3 separate regions of the Homo sapiens genome follow, and all the other regions are linked to region 2. The links are chromatin contacts, found by Hi-C or POLR2A ChIA-PET in ENCODE. All regions are on one chromosome and are shown on one strand. The core of a region is the stretch at or near the end of the contact, and the rest is flanking DNA. Distances in the headings are between cores, read along the strand shown. Region 1 holds the start of CTPS1 (CTP synthase 1). Region 2 holds the start of CAP1 (cyclase associated actin cytoskeleton regulatory protein 1). Region 3 has its middle 49 kb from the start of MACF1.

The links. Hi-C counts contacts between places; a loop is a spot of excess contacts on that map. ChIA-PET counts read pairs that join two places held with the same protein, here RNA polymerase II (POLR2A). Pooled maps may share reads with other maps.
Region 1: a map of naive thymus-derived CD4-positive, alpha-beta T cell shows a loop between it and region 2 (6-fold over the local background). The contact joins the promoter of CTPS1 here to the promoter of CAP1 in region 2. A Hi-C loop is called at or near these places in 1 of 168 maps with a recorded cell type or tissue (naive thymus-derived CD4-positive, alpha-beta T cell) and 12 of 50 pooled maps. POLR2A ChIA-PET finds 5 or more read pairs at or near these places in 1 of 52 experiments (activated CD4-positive, alpha-beta memory T cell).
Region 3: a map of HepG2 shows a loop between it and region 2 (22-fold over the local background). The contact joins the enhancer-like site here to the promoter of CAP1 in region 2. A Hi-C loop is called at or near these places in 1 of 168 maps with a recorded cell type or tissue (HepG2).

The regions. Positions count from the first base shown.
Region 1 is chr1:40,977,149-40,981,188 of GRCh38, reverse strand. It overlaps CTPS1 (CTP synthase 1), which reads right to left and starts at 1,493. Exons shown (of 19, transcript NM_001905.4): 1 at 1,360-1,493. RefSeq lists an enhancer at 495-544 and silencers at 745-884, 955-1,244, 1,515-1,704.
Region 2 is chr1:40,039,444-40,043,544 of GRCh38, reverse strand. CAP1 (cyclase associated actin cytoskeleton regulatory protein 1) reads right to left here and starts at 2,816. Exons shown (of 13, transcript NM_006367.4): 1 at 2,744-2,816. It overlaps LOC105378669 (a long non-coding RNA gene), which reads left to right and starts at 3,099. Exons shown (of 3, transcript XR_001738013.3): 1 at 3,099-4,101. RefSeq lists enhancers at 2,517-2,606, 2,677-2,876, 2,530-3,164, 3,127-3,196, 3,165-3,798.
Region 3 is chr1:39,153,243-39,157,447 of GRCh38, reverse strand. It overlaps a transcript of MACF1 not described here and the pseudogene RNA5SP44. Among named protein-coding and RNA genes, the nearest start is that of MACF1, 49 kb to the left of the region's middle. Within about 2 kb of position 2,792, at least 18 of the 41 ENCODE cell types and tissues checked have a DNase peak (open chromatin) inside an H3K27ac peak, as active enhancers do.

The DNA of each region.
Region 1 (4,040 bases), core at 244-2,743, 940 kb before region 2:
TTTGGGCCCATATCTCAACTTTCTGGCAGTCCAGTTGGAGAGATGAAACATTAACAAATAAATGAGTAATTCAGTGACGGTGGAAGCAGACAGAAAACATGTTTAGACTATAAAGGGGGACGATGAGAGCAGACGCTTTCAGTACCATGGCCATCAGAGGAAGGTGAGACAAGTCCTGGGGGTAGTGGGCGGATCCAGGCGGCTCCTGTTTTGTAGATATGACTTGCAATGGGCCTTGAAGGACTGACTGCACGACTCAGAGCACAGGAAAGGGAACAGGGTGAACAGGCAGGTGCAGGGCAGCTACAGAGAACAGAGGTAAGGCCGTGAGGGGGAAGGCGGGGAAGCAGGGATATACAGTGGAAGATAAACTGGAAAGGTAGGCAAGGGCCAGATCATGTGCAAACTGGCATGCCCAATCTGAACTTAATCCTGAAGGTGACGGAAGGCGCAAGAAGGTTTTCCGGCACAGAAGTAACGTAAATCAAGACGCATCAGAGAAATTCAACAAAGACTGAGGGGGGAAATGCTTTTTCTTTCAATGTTATGAGATGAAGTGCCAGCCCCCATCACTAGTGTGCAGACCTCAATCATGTCACTTGAGCTGCCTGCAACGCGGGTTCTCACCTAGGGGAATGGGGGTGAGAATCTCTGCGCCGCCCGCGTCACAGGGCCGCTGAGGATTCGAAACTGTAACGAGCGTGGACGGAAGGGCGCCACGCAAACGTGGTGAGCTCTATACACCGCCAGCGCCCCGACCCCCGGCCGCCGGGAAGGGAGGAAGCCGTGAGGCCCAAAGGCCAGCCGCGGGGCCCAGGGCCGGCGAGTTCGCAGGCCCCCTCGTCCTACGGCGCGGAGCTGCCGCGCCCAGCCCCGGGCGGCTGAGCCCGCGCCGAGGCCGGAGGCCCGAGGCCCGCACTGCTTGAATGGATGGGCGACTGCCGGGCTTCCTCGCAGACGAAGAGCAAGGGCGGAGGGTGTGGGGGGGGGCGCCGCTCCACTCCCCTACGGCCTTCTCCGTCCGACGAGCCCGGCCGAGCTGATTCGGCGCGGCCCAGCGCGGCAGCGCAGGCCCCGCAGCCTCTGAAGCCGCCCCGCGCCCCGCTTGGCCCCTCTCCCCAGCGCCGCCCGGCCACGAGGCCCGCGCGCGGGAGCCGGCAGCTCGCCGGCCGGGGCGCCCGCCCCACTCCCGTTAGGCACACAGCCCATTGGGCAGGACGCCGAGTCACCTCGCCCCTGATTGGTAGGAGCGACGTCCGTCACCGCGGCGGCGGGGCTATTCGGCGCCGGGCTCAGCTCGCGCCGCTGACTCCTGCGCGGGAGAACAGATCCCCCCCGGGATCCCTGGAGTCAGCCTACCTGCGGCCGGCTTCAGATCCTCCCGTCAGCGACAGAGCTGGGCCGGCGACGCGCGCGGAGCCCCGGACAGCCAGTGAACAACCCCGACCGCATGCGCCCGGCAGTCTTTCACGGAGGCGGGCTCTAGGCTGTGCGCACGCAGAGGTTGGAGGGCGGGCCGGGCCTGGAGGGCGCGGGGCGGGGCGGGGCCTGGAGTGCGCAGGCGCGGGACAGGACCGCTGGGCCGCCTCCGCTGAACTGTGCCGCCGTAGGTTCGAGGCCGGGCGGGTGGTGGCGTGTCTGCCCCTCTGCTTCCGTCCCAGCCTGTGGCCCAAGCTTACTCTCTTGAAGGGGAGGAGGCTGTTTGGGAACTCACGCCTGGCCTATTCGTCACCTGGCCTCGCGTCCTCCCACAGCGGTCTCCTGGAGTTCTGGGCGTCGCCTTCCATCCGATGGTCTTTCACTGTGGGCTCCTGGCGGTGATGCGCCAGCGCATCTCTGCCTCCGGGCGAGGGACGGCGGCAGCGCCACCCTGGCCTCCAAGACGGAAGTGCGGAGGGTCGCGCGGCGTTGGCTCCTCGTCGGCCTCCCTCCTCCCCACACCTGCCCCGAAGGCGGCTGCTTTGGATGGACTAGGATCCCGAAAAGTACGGTTTCATCTAGCTATCGCTCCCTGAGCACCGACTGTGCCACGCACTGTGCTGGGCACCGAGGGACCCTCTCCTCGGACTAACGATGTAGGGAGGCACACTGAGCAGCTCATTACACTTTATGGTTGTTATGGGTGCTTGCTGCAGAGATGCTGGTGCCGGGGCAGTGAGTGCCCAGCGCGGGGACTGACCCAAGTCCGGTGGTGATTGGGAATTCAGGCGGGAAGCCCGCCCTGAAAAAGTAACTTTGAAGCAGAGACCTAAGTAGACGGCAAAGATGGGAAAGGGAGAGGCGGGGATAAGAAAGTGAGACATGCTTGAGCCCAACAGTTCGAGACCAACTTGGGTAACATAGCGAGACCCCGTTTCTTATAAAAATAATAATAGTAGGCCGGGCGCAGTGGCTCACACCTGTAATCCCAACATTTTGGGAGGCCGAGGCAGGCGGATCACAAGGTCAGGAGTTCAAGACCAGCCTCGCCAATATGGTGAAACCCCGTCTCTACTAAAAATACAAAAATTAGCTGGGCGTGGTGGTGGGTGCCTGTAGTCCCAGCTACTCAGGAGGCTGAGGCAGGAGAATAGCTTGAACCTGGGAGGTGGAGGTTGCAGTGAGCCAAGATTGCACCACTGCATTCCAGCCTGGGCGACAGAGCGAGACTCCTTCTCAAAGAATAAATAAATAAAATAAAAATAGTAATAATAATTTTTTTTTAAAAGTGAGGCAGAAGGAAAAGCCTGTGTACAAGCCCAAAGAGGCCGGCACAGCTGAATTGGAAGGCCAGTCTAGCCAAGTCCACAAGGGCCACAGGAAGCGAGATTAACATGAGATTAGGTTGAAGAGTTGGGTAGGGCCATACGGTGAAGAGCATTATAGACCAAGTAAAGGCTTCTCTTTCTCCTAGGGATAGTGGAAAGCTGTAGAAACTTTTGAGAGGCTTTTGACCTTCCTTTGAATAGTGAATATATGTACATGGTTATAATTTTTCCCCAAACACTACACAAGGGTATCCATGAAAAGTAAATCTCTTATTTCTGTACCCCAGTGTTCCTGTTTTGTTCTCTAGAAGCAGTCTGCCACAAGTTCTTAACTATCTTCACTGAAGGAGTTTTAAAAAAAAAGATGTGATGGGATCAGATTTGTGTTTTAGGAAAATCATTGAAGCAGATGGATTCCCAGAAACCAGGTCAGGAGGCTCCTGCAGTGGCCTCTTTTAGAGGCTTCTGGCTCCTTCCAGATCTGGATCACCAGTGCTTCAACCCTGACAACCTGCCCATGCTGCATTCAGCTCCAAATCTAAAAAATGTTTGGAATGCCAGGCATAGTGGCTCACACTTGTGATCCTGACACTTTGGGAGGCTGACACAGGGTGGGAGGATTTCTTGAGTCCAGGAGTTCAAGACCAGCCTAGGCAATATAGTGAGACCCCATCTCTACAAAAAATACAAAAATTAGCTGAGCATGGTGGCACGCATCTGTAGTCCTGGCTACTCCAGAGCCTGAGGCTGGAGGAATGCTTGAACCCAGGAATTCAAGGCCAATGGGAGCTAGGATCCCACCACTGCACTCCAGCCTGGGCAGAGTGAGACTCTATCTCAAAAAAAAAAAAAAAAAGTTTGGGTTGTCTTTGAAGGTACTCTACAGCCACATCTTCTTTCAAGAAGCATTTGATGTTTATCAAAGTGCCTGGAACATAACAGATGCTGAGAACATACTTGCTGAGGTAATGAAGATGCTATGGGAGATGGAAAAATGAGCCATTCACCCAACCACTCCTCTGAATGACCACTTGACATTGTCTTCTTCCTCAAAGCTCTTCCATCTCCTCCCCCATATTCTCCTCAGCTGGTGGTCTTGCTTCCCATTTCACGAGAAAATAGAAGCCATCAGTAGATTTTTCATATCCACCAACCACTTTTATCTGCGCACAAGCTCTGCGTTGTCTCCTGTTACTGTGGACAAACTGCCCACACTCCCAGAGGTCAACCTCCTCTTTGCTCCAAGTGCCATATCCATTTGTCAACTCAAAGAATGTCTAGTATGCAAGTGCC
Region 2 (4,101 bases), core at 1,567-4,066:
CCACAAAATCAAATCCAAACAAATTCAACAAGGCATTAAAAGCCCTTCACGCCGGGTGCGGAGGCTCACACCTGTAATCACAACACTTTGGGAGGGCGAGGCAGGCGGATCACGAGGTCAGGAGTTCGAAACCAGCCTGGCCAGCATGGTAAAATCCCGTCTCTACTAAAAATACAAAAATTAGCCGGGCGTGGTGGCGCACGCCTGTAATCCCAGTTTCTCAGGAGGCTGAGGCAGGAGAATTCCTTGAACCTGGGAGGTGGAGGTTTCAGTGACCCGAGATTGTGCCACTGCACACCAGCCTGGGCAACAGAGCAAGACTCCGTCTCAAAACAAACAAACAAACAAAAAGCCCTTCACAACTTGGCCGACATCTAACCTTTTTTGCAGTCTGGTCTTCTGCAAAACTCCAGGCCCCAGTATCACTGAACAATTTAGGCCCTCTCCTGCCTCCGTATCTTTACTCTTGCTCTTTCCTTTAGCTGACCCACCTTATTAGACATCTTTGCCTGGATGTGCTACAAACACCTCAAACTAAAAACATTCAAAATGCATTTTTTCCCATGTCACTTCCCTAATTTACCTCTCATACTCTCTATCTGAATGGTACTACCCATTCAGTTCCCTAAGCCAGAAAGCCAGGCAATCGCGCTATTCTTACCTCTTCATTCCCATAATCAGCCTCCAATTCTATGGATTCTATCTTCTTAATATTGCTCACATCTGATGCCTCCTCTCCATTCCCATTTCCACTGTCTTAGTTCAGGCCATGTCTACAGCAAGAGCTTCCAAACACTGTTTTACTTCCCCACAGGGCTGGTCCCCTCCTACTTGACAGAATGAACTTTCTGAAATATAAATCTGACGACATCATTTTCCTGCATAAAACCCTTCAAAGCATCTCCATAGCTTTCAGGGTAAAAATCCAAATTCCTTAGCATGACTTACAATGTCCTCCACATATGACTGACCTGACCACATCTCACTTCCTCCACTTCCCCAGCCATTACTAGAATTCCAGTCACACTGAACTCGTCATGGTCTTTCAGCTGTCCGGTTCTCCAGGTCCTTGCACCTGTAGTAGTCTCTGCCTGGAAATCCCTTTTCCGGATTCCCTATGTAGCTAAATAAATATTTCAAGAGTTAGCCTCCCATTTCCTCCTGGAACCCTGGGCACCTGGCTCAGGTATTTCTCCACTGTGCTCTTGTAGCCCTGTGCTATGCACTATGACACTGTAAGCCATCCCTCATTTACTTGTCTATTTCCTCTCCCACTGTAAACTCCAGAAGAACTGTATTCTTTGCCACAAAGGCTATCTCATTAAAATGTGCCTCATACATATTAAGGTCTTAATAAACGTCTGGTGGGGCCGGGCACGGTGGATCATGCCCGTAATCCCAGCACTTTGGGAGGCCGAGGTGGGGGGATCACCTGAGGTTAGGAGTTCGAGAGCAGCCTGGCCTTCACGGCGAAACCCCATCTCTACTAAAAATACAAATAAATAAATTAAATAAAAGTCTGGTAAATGATAAATGTGCTGATATGCCCCCGGATTTTCTCTTGAAGAGAGAGCCCCACAAAGAGCTTCAACTGACACAGTTCTGATGCTAACCTGTCTCAAATGTTCTCATTCCACTCTTCGAACGCATTCCTATTTATCCTTCAAAATTCATCTTAAAAACTCTGCTTCTTCAGAAGGGCTTTTCCTGAACCCCCTGTTACATACTTTCAGAGCACCCTGTTCTTTCCTAACACTCATCAACATTTATAATTACTTCTTAAACATCCCTGCAAACACTGCTAGCTCCACGCGGGCAGGGTCTACATTGTTTTGTTTTAAAGCTGCATTCCCCGCATCTGGGAAAATGCTGGCACAGAATAAACACAATTTGTTACGCTGAATTTAATCTTGTGGGGTCAGCAGAGATCTCCACTTAAAAGATGAACAAAAGGAGGCTGAAAGAAGTTTAAGGCACCTATGGCCACAGACACTCAGCACTGAGGCCAGACCAAACCTGAGCCGTCTGATTTCAGGTCCAGAAGTACATACCTTCAATGTTAGCCTGGCTTGTCAAAGTAAGAGCAGCAGCCGAGGAGGAAAGGGAGGATATCTGCCTGTAAATACAAGGATGTGCCCGCCTTTCTTTTAAAAACTCCCTAGGCATTTCAAACGGCTCAATTTGGGAGGAGAGAAAAAAAAAAGTTCCACGCAGCGCTGGCCTTTAACCTGCAGCAGCCTGCGGGGCAACACCGACCGGAAGACCATCCCAAGTTAGAGAGGTTCCGAGCAACACGGGAAGAACTGGGGCTGGTTATCTAAGGCACCAGGATCATGATTCCGATTCTTTTCCTCACTCGCTATATATCTCAGACTAGCCTCTTCTCTAGGGATCAATTTACCTATCAGTGCAATGGGAGCATCAACAGGAGACAGGGAAGACTCTCCGATCTCGGAGGTTCCTTCCAGTCAGAGCACCTCAGGAATCAGGCCTCCGCTGAAGCTGATGGGCAGCGCTGCGAAATCGGGCAGAGGGGCCTCCCCGGGGCACCCGGACTCAGCTGCTCACCCCGGCCCCACCTCAAGAGACCGCGCCCAAGAGTCCGGGTCGGCCTGAGGGCCTCAGCCCCGGCCCTCTCGGCAGGGTTCATGACACGCGCGTAGGCCAGAAGGGCCATTAACACCACCAGGGGCCGATGGGCCCCGGAAGGGACCCCAATCCCTACCAAGCTGCACACCCTCACCTCAGAGTTCCGCCTCACCTCCGGACTGCGATCAGCCGCTCTCCGCTTCCGGCAAGAACCGCCCAGCAATCTCCGCGCGACCCACTTCCGGGCCCTCACTGGGCGCGGCGCCCCCACCGGAAATGAGCCGCCGGCTGAAGCGCTAGGCTGGCCCGCGACTGGGCAGGAAGTCTCACCGCCCCGCTCGTGACTCCGCCCCTCTTCGCCACGCCCCGGAGAGAGCGGCCCGGCTCTCACAGAGGGCACTTGGGAAAGAGCCCCGCCCTCAAGGCGGGAGCGACACGGGGAGGGCGGGCTCACAAGAGAGGCCACGCCCTCGTTCCGCTTTACCTACCCGGAATCGCCCCCGAGGCCCGGGCCCAGGAAGGGCAGAAGTCCCTGGCTAAGCTCCTCTCTGGAAAGAACAGAAGAGTGACCAGTTCCTCTGTCAGTTTGGTCTCAATGGCAGAGGCCGGTTCCTTTAAGCTGCAGTCCGTAAAGGGTCTTGGAACGACTGGGGGCCAGGATTCTCTGAGGGCGGGAATCCGGGCGGCCGTCAGCTCTCGGTGGTGATCGAGGCCACGCTCCGCCTGTCTCTGGGCGTGCATACCTCGGTTTCCCCGTTTGTGACGTGGGAAGGCAATTAGTCTGGACATTGTTGTGGGAGGACTTGCGGAGACTGGGCGCAGGGCGTGGGGGTCAGTGAGGGCGCGGTGGGTCAGCCCCAGCCCGGCTGGCAGTCGCGGGGCTGGGAAGGTAGGGAACCCTCCGCTCTCACCCCACTTCCTGTTTGGTCGGTGTGTTCTGTGACCATAGATGGTCAAGTCTGGGGCCGCGCGGAAGCCTCCGCCCTGTGGTTTTGGAGCCCTTCCTCCCGGCGCGCAGGGTGTGGTCCCCGAGAATAAGATGAGCAGAATTAAAGCAGATCCTGCACCCACTCTGCTGAAATCCGGCTTCTGAGGCAGCCTCGCCCAGGGCTGGGTGGGCTCAGGCGGCTGCTACTCGGTTCAGGGGAGGTTACGCACGGTGGCTGCCGCGCGCAGGGGAGGCTTCGCTTCCGTACTCCTTGGGCCGGGAGATCCGATCTTTGTTCCCTCAAGACTCACACTCTCCAACCGGTCATTATCCTCCCACAAAGATTTATTTCTAGAAAAAATTGGCAAGTGCCACAGTTCCCGCCCCTTCAGCTGAACGACTGTGACAGCTCCGTGTTTCAAGTTGAATGCAGGCGTTATGTGCCAGAGTCAATCATTCAACAAATAAAGTTCTTAAAATAACAGCTACCATTTACTGCACGCTGACTACTTGCCAGGCCCATGCTGAGTTCTTCAAGCGTATTTTCATTTACTCCTAATAGCAACTCTCGGTGGTAGGTACCA
Region 3 (4,205 bases), core at 1,543-4,042, 890 kb after region 2:
ACCTAGGGAAGAGTTCACAGCATACCAAATACACTGCTCTGCAAAACTCCCAATTACAGATTGGATGCAGGTGGAGAAACTGTGTAAGTAGCATTGTAAAAACAGAGAGAAAAGGGAGTATGCCCACCTAAAAAGATCAGGCTAAATAATTGTGACAGCTGCTAAGATAATGGAAAGGGGCTGGGTGTGGTGGCTCACACCTGTAATCCCAATACTTTGGGAGGGTAAGGTGGGCGGACTGCTTGAGCTCAGAAGTTTGAGACCTGCCTGGGCAATATAGTGAGACCTCATCTCTACAAAAACTAAAAATGTTAACTAGGTGTGCTGTCCCATGACTGTAGTCCTGGCTACTGGGGAGGCTAAGGTGGGAGGATCACTTGAGCCCAGGAAGTTGAGGCTACAGTGAGCTGTGATTGCGCCACTGCACTCCAGCCTGGGTGACAGAGCAAGACCCCAACTTAGAGGAAAAAAAAAAAAAAAAGATAATGGAAAGGGAAAGTAATAACCAACCCAAGCTTTTGTGCCTTCCAATGCTACTAGTCAGTCAACAGAACCAGCAAGGTACTACTTTGTGCAGATGTGAGTATTAGGAGTTATGGAGAAACACAAATACATGGTTCATTTTTCTCAAAATGCAACTTGATAGGCAAGATTAACAGGTTAAAAAGGAGTTTAGTGCTTAAAGACCGTAAATTAGACAGTAGGATATAGTAAAAAACACAAATATAGATTCTTGTAGAGTCAATCCCAGGATTTCAGAGTCTATCTCAACTTTGCCACTAACTAGTTATATGAGGCAGGAGCCCCAAATTCTTTTTTTGTTGTTTTTGAGACAGGGTCTTGTTCTGTCACCCAGGCTGGAGTGCAGTGGCACAATCTTGGCTCACCATAGCCTTGACCTCCCAGGCTCAAGCGATACTCCCACCTCAGCCCCCCAAGTAGCTGGGACTACAGGCACACATCACTATGCCTCGCTAATTTTTGTATTTTTTGTAGAGACAGTGTTTCACCATGTTGCCCAGGCTGGTCTCGAACTTCTGGACTCAAGTGATCATCCCACCTTGGCTTCCAAAAGTGCTGGGGGCCTGGCGTAAGCCACCATGCCAAGCCCCCAAATTCTTATAAAATACTAAGTCATAGGCCAGGAGTGGTGGCTCATGCCTGTAATCCCAGCACTTTGGGAGGCTGAGGTAGGTGGATCACCTGAGGTCAGGAGTTCGAGACCAGCCTGGCCAACATGGTGAAACCCCATCTCTACTAAAAATACAAAATAGGCCAGGCACGGTGGCTCACGCCTGTAATCCCAGCACTTTGGGAGGCCGAGGCAGGCGGATCACGAGGTCAGGAGATCGAGACCACGATAAAACCCCATCTCTACTAAAAATACAAAAAATTAGCTGGGTGCGGTGGCGGGCGCCTGTAGTCCCAGATACTTGGGAGGCTGAGGCAGGAGAATGGTGTGAACCCGGGAGGCGAAGCTTGCAGTGAGCCTAGATCGCGCCACTGCACTCCAGCCTGGGCGACAGAGCAAGACTCCATCTCAAAAAAAAAAACAAAACAATTAGCCGAGCACGGTGGTGGACCCCTGTAATCCCAGCTATTTGGGAGGCTGAGGCAGGAGAATTGCTTGAAACCCGGAGGCGGAAGTTGCAGTGAGCCAAGATCGTGCCATTGCACTCCAGCCTGGGCAACAAGAGCAAAACTCCATCTTAAATAAATAAATAAAATACTAAGTCTTAACTATTTTTAGGTCATAAACTCCAGTGAGAATCTGATGAAAACTAAGGATACTTTTCCCTATAAAAATATACATATTTACCTACATACAAACTTTTGTTTACAAGTGGAGAAGTATCACATGGACCTCAGCTAAAGAACTCCTGAAATGACCTTAAGACCTCTTCTGTGTCATGATCTGAAAGCAATCAGCATAGTACAATCTGAATTTAAGTGCTGAAAAGAGTCAGATGTAAAGGAATGATCAATCAGCTAAAGAAGAGCTGGTTCCTTTTGCTTTTTTAAAGTCTATTCAGAGACTCTTCCCACCTAAAGAAGGAAAGTCGACTACACAACAGCAATCTAACAACAGGAACAACTGACTTAACCACTTGAACTAAGTGCATTTAAAAGACAACACATGCTAGTTTGTCATTTCCTCTGTGTGTTTCACCATTAAAATTGTTTCATAACATTTATCAGATAAAAATTAAACAAAAACAAGGATGTTTGGAACTATGGAATGAGTGATGGTTCCAAAGAGGCTCTTGGGAAAGGAGGGTGGTGGTGCAATGGTCTGGCTCCAGTTGTATTCTTGGAGACCAGGGATCTTTCCTCAGAGTCACAGCATTTCAAAGAACCATAGTTCAATAACTCTGCATGCCTTTCATGGCTATTCATCTTTTATCCTCCAATGGGTCCCACAAAGGCAAATAGTGAGATGTAACCTCAGGTGGTAAGAGATTCTGCCCTAAGTTCCAGACACAGACAGGGAAACGTGAAAGACTTAGGATCTGGCAGACTAATAGGCATTCTCTGGCCAGCTGCTGACAAAGCGGAAAAAAAGCCCTTCTGTCTCCAACAGCCCTTACAAAGGCACAGACACCTAAGAGCTGAGTGGAACTTGACTGAATGCAGCCAGATCAGGAAGTCCAAGACTACAGTGCCTGAGATGTGGTCCTGAGGGCTTCTGAATCTACAGTGACAGGATGGCTGTTAAAAAAAAAAAATCCCTTACCCTGCTCAAGGACAGAGCCCAGATGAGTCAGGTTCAGGATACTGCTCCTGAAACAGGGCAAGTCTGTCAGCAGACAGTTACTATCGAGGAGAAAGATCTAGACCAATGAGGCGAGAACGAATCATATCTTAGAGTTCCCATAGTTCCCCCAAAGCCCCCTAGAAATCAACACCTTCCATAATTCCTTTGAAGCAATCTTTCTCCTAAAAACAAAGGTCCCCCTCCCATAGAGCACCCACGTATCAGTGTCAGAGAAACTGAACCTGGACAGCAAGATCAAGGAATTCATTCAATCATTCATCCCACATATATCTGTTGAATGCTTACCAGGTAGGAGGCACTGACCTACATGCTAGAACCCAGAACTCAGAGTCTCACCAGAGGGAGAGCAGGACGAAAAAAATATGGCAGTGTCTCGTCCACGGCCATACCACCCTGAACACGCCTGATCTCGTCTGATTTTGGAAGCTGAGCAGGGCCAGGCCTGGTTAGTACTTGGATAGTAGAAATGGCAGTGTCTCCTCAGATTCAAAGATGAGGGTCATGGGGTCATCAAACTAAGGGCACAGCTGACTTCCAACTGCTCACTCTTCAGACAAACCCTGAAGAAATTTAAGAACAGAAAAGGTAACTCTCCTCATATAAATACACTGATTTTCTTTGAGGCAGAACTGACATCCTGACAACCAGTTGCTACTATTATCCCAAAGCAGCTGCTAACCCAGGAAACAGCAAAAATGTCTCCAGTGACTTAAGGAGCCAGTAACAAAAGCAGGTGCCAGGTTCAGGGACCTATTCAGGGAGCAACAAAGATCACTTTCTTCATTGTCTCCCCCTGGCAGCAGTGTCTGGTGGAGAGAAGCGTTGAATTACACCTTGTCCTTCTGGTCTGCTGGACAGAAAATGAGTTTGCCATTTGAAGAAAGGGCTGTCCCCAGGGCCACAGCTGCCTCTGCAGGGCTGAAGAAAGGAAGACAAAAAAAGTCAGGCTTCATACTTCGAAGGAAAGGGCTGAAATGGCAAGACCAAGTGAGGCTTTAAAGGAAATTAAGTGTAGGTCTGGCAAAAAGGGTACGAAGAGCTCTGCTCACCCTGTGGCCACCCCAGGCCTGGGTAATTACTTCACGTGGATTAGACCTATGCTTCACGGCCCAACAAGAGGCTTTAAAAGAGCCCATGCTTTAGGCTACAGACCCTCGAATAAGCTCACTCTCGTTGAGCCTTTTCTTTTTGGCTGTGGGTCCAAGGAGAAATGGTTGGCTCCTTTGAGTCCTTTCCTCCCTAAGGTGCTTATGTAATACTAAGAGATCAAATGAGGTAAGAAGCACTGAGCAACTGAGAGAGAAGGCAAAAACACTTGCTTTTAGGATAAATCTGTACCTATAGGACCTCAGATTCTAGCCCCACCTGAGACTAAGGTTCCCCTCTCAGTTTATAAAATCCCAAAATAACCTAAAAGCCTCACTGCCAG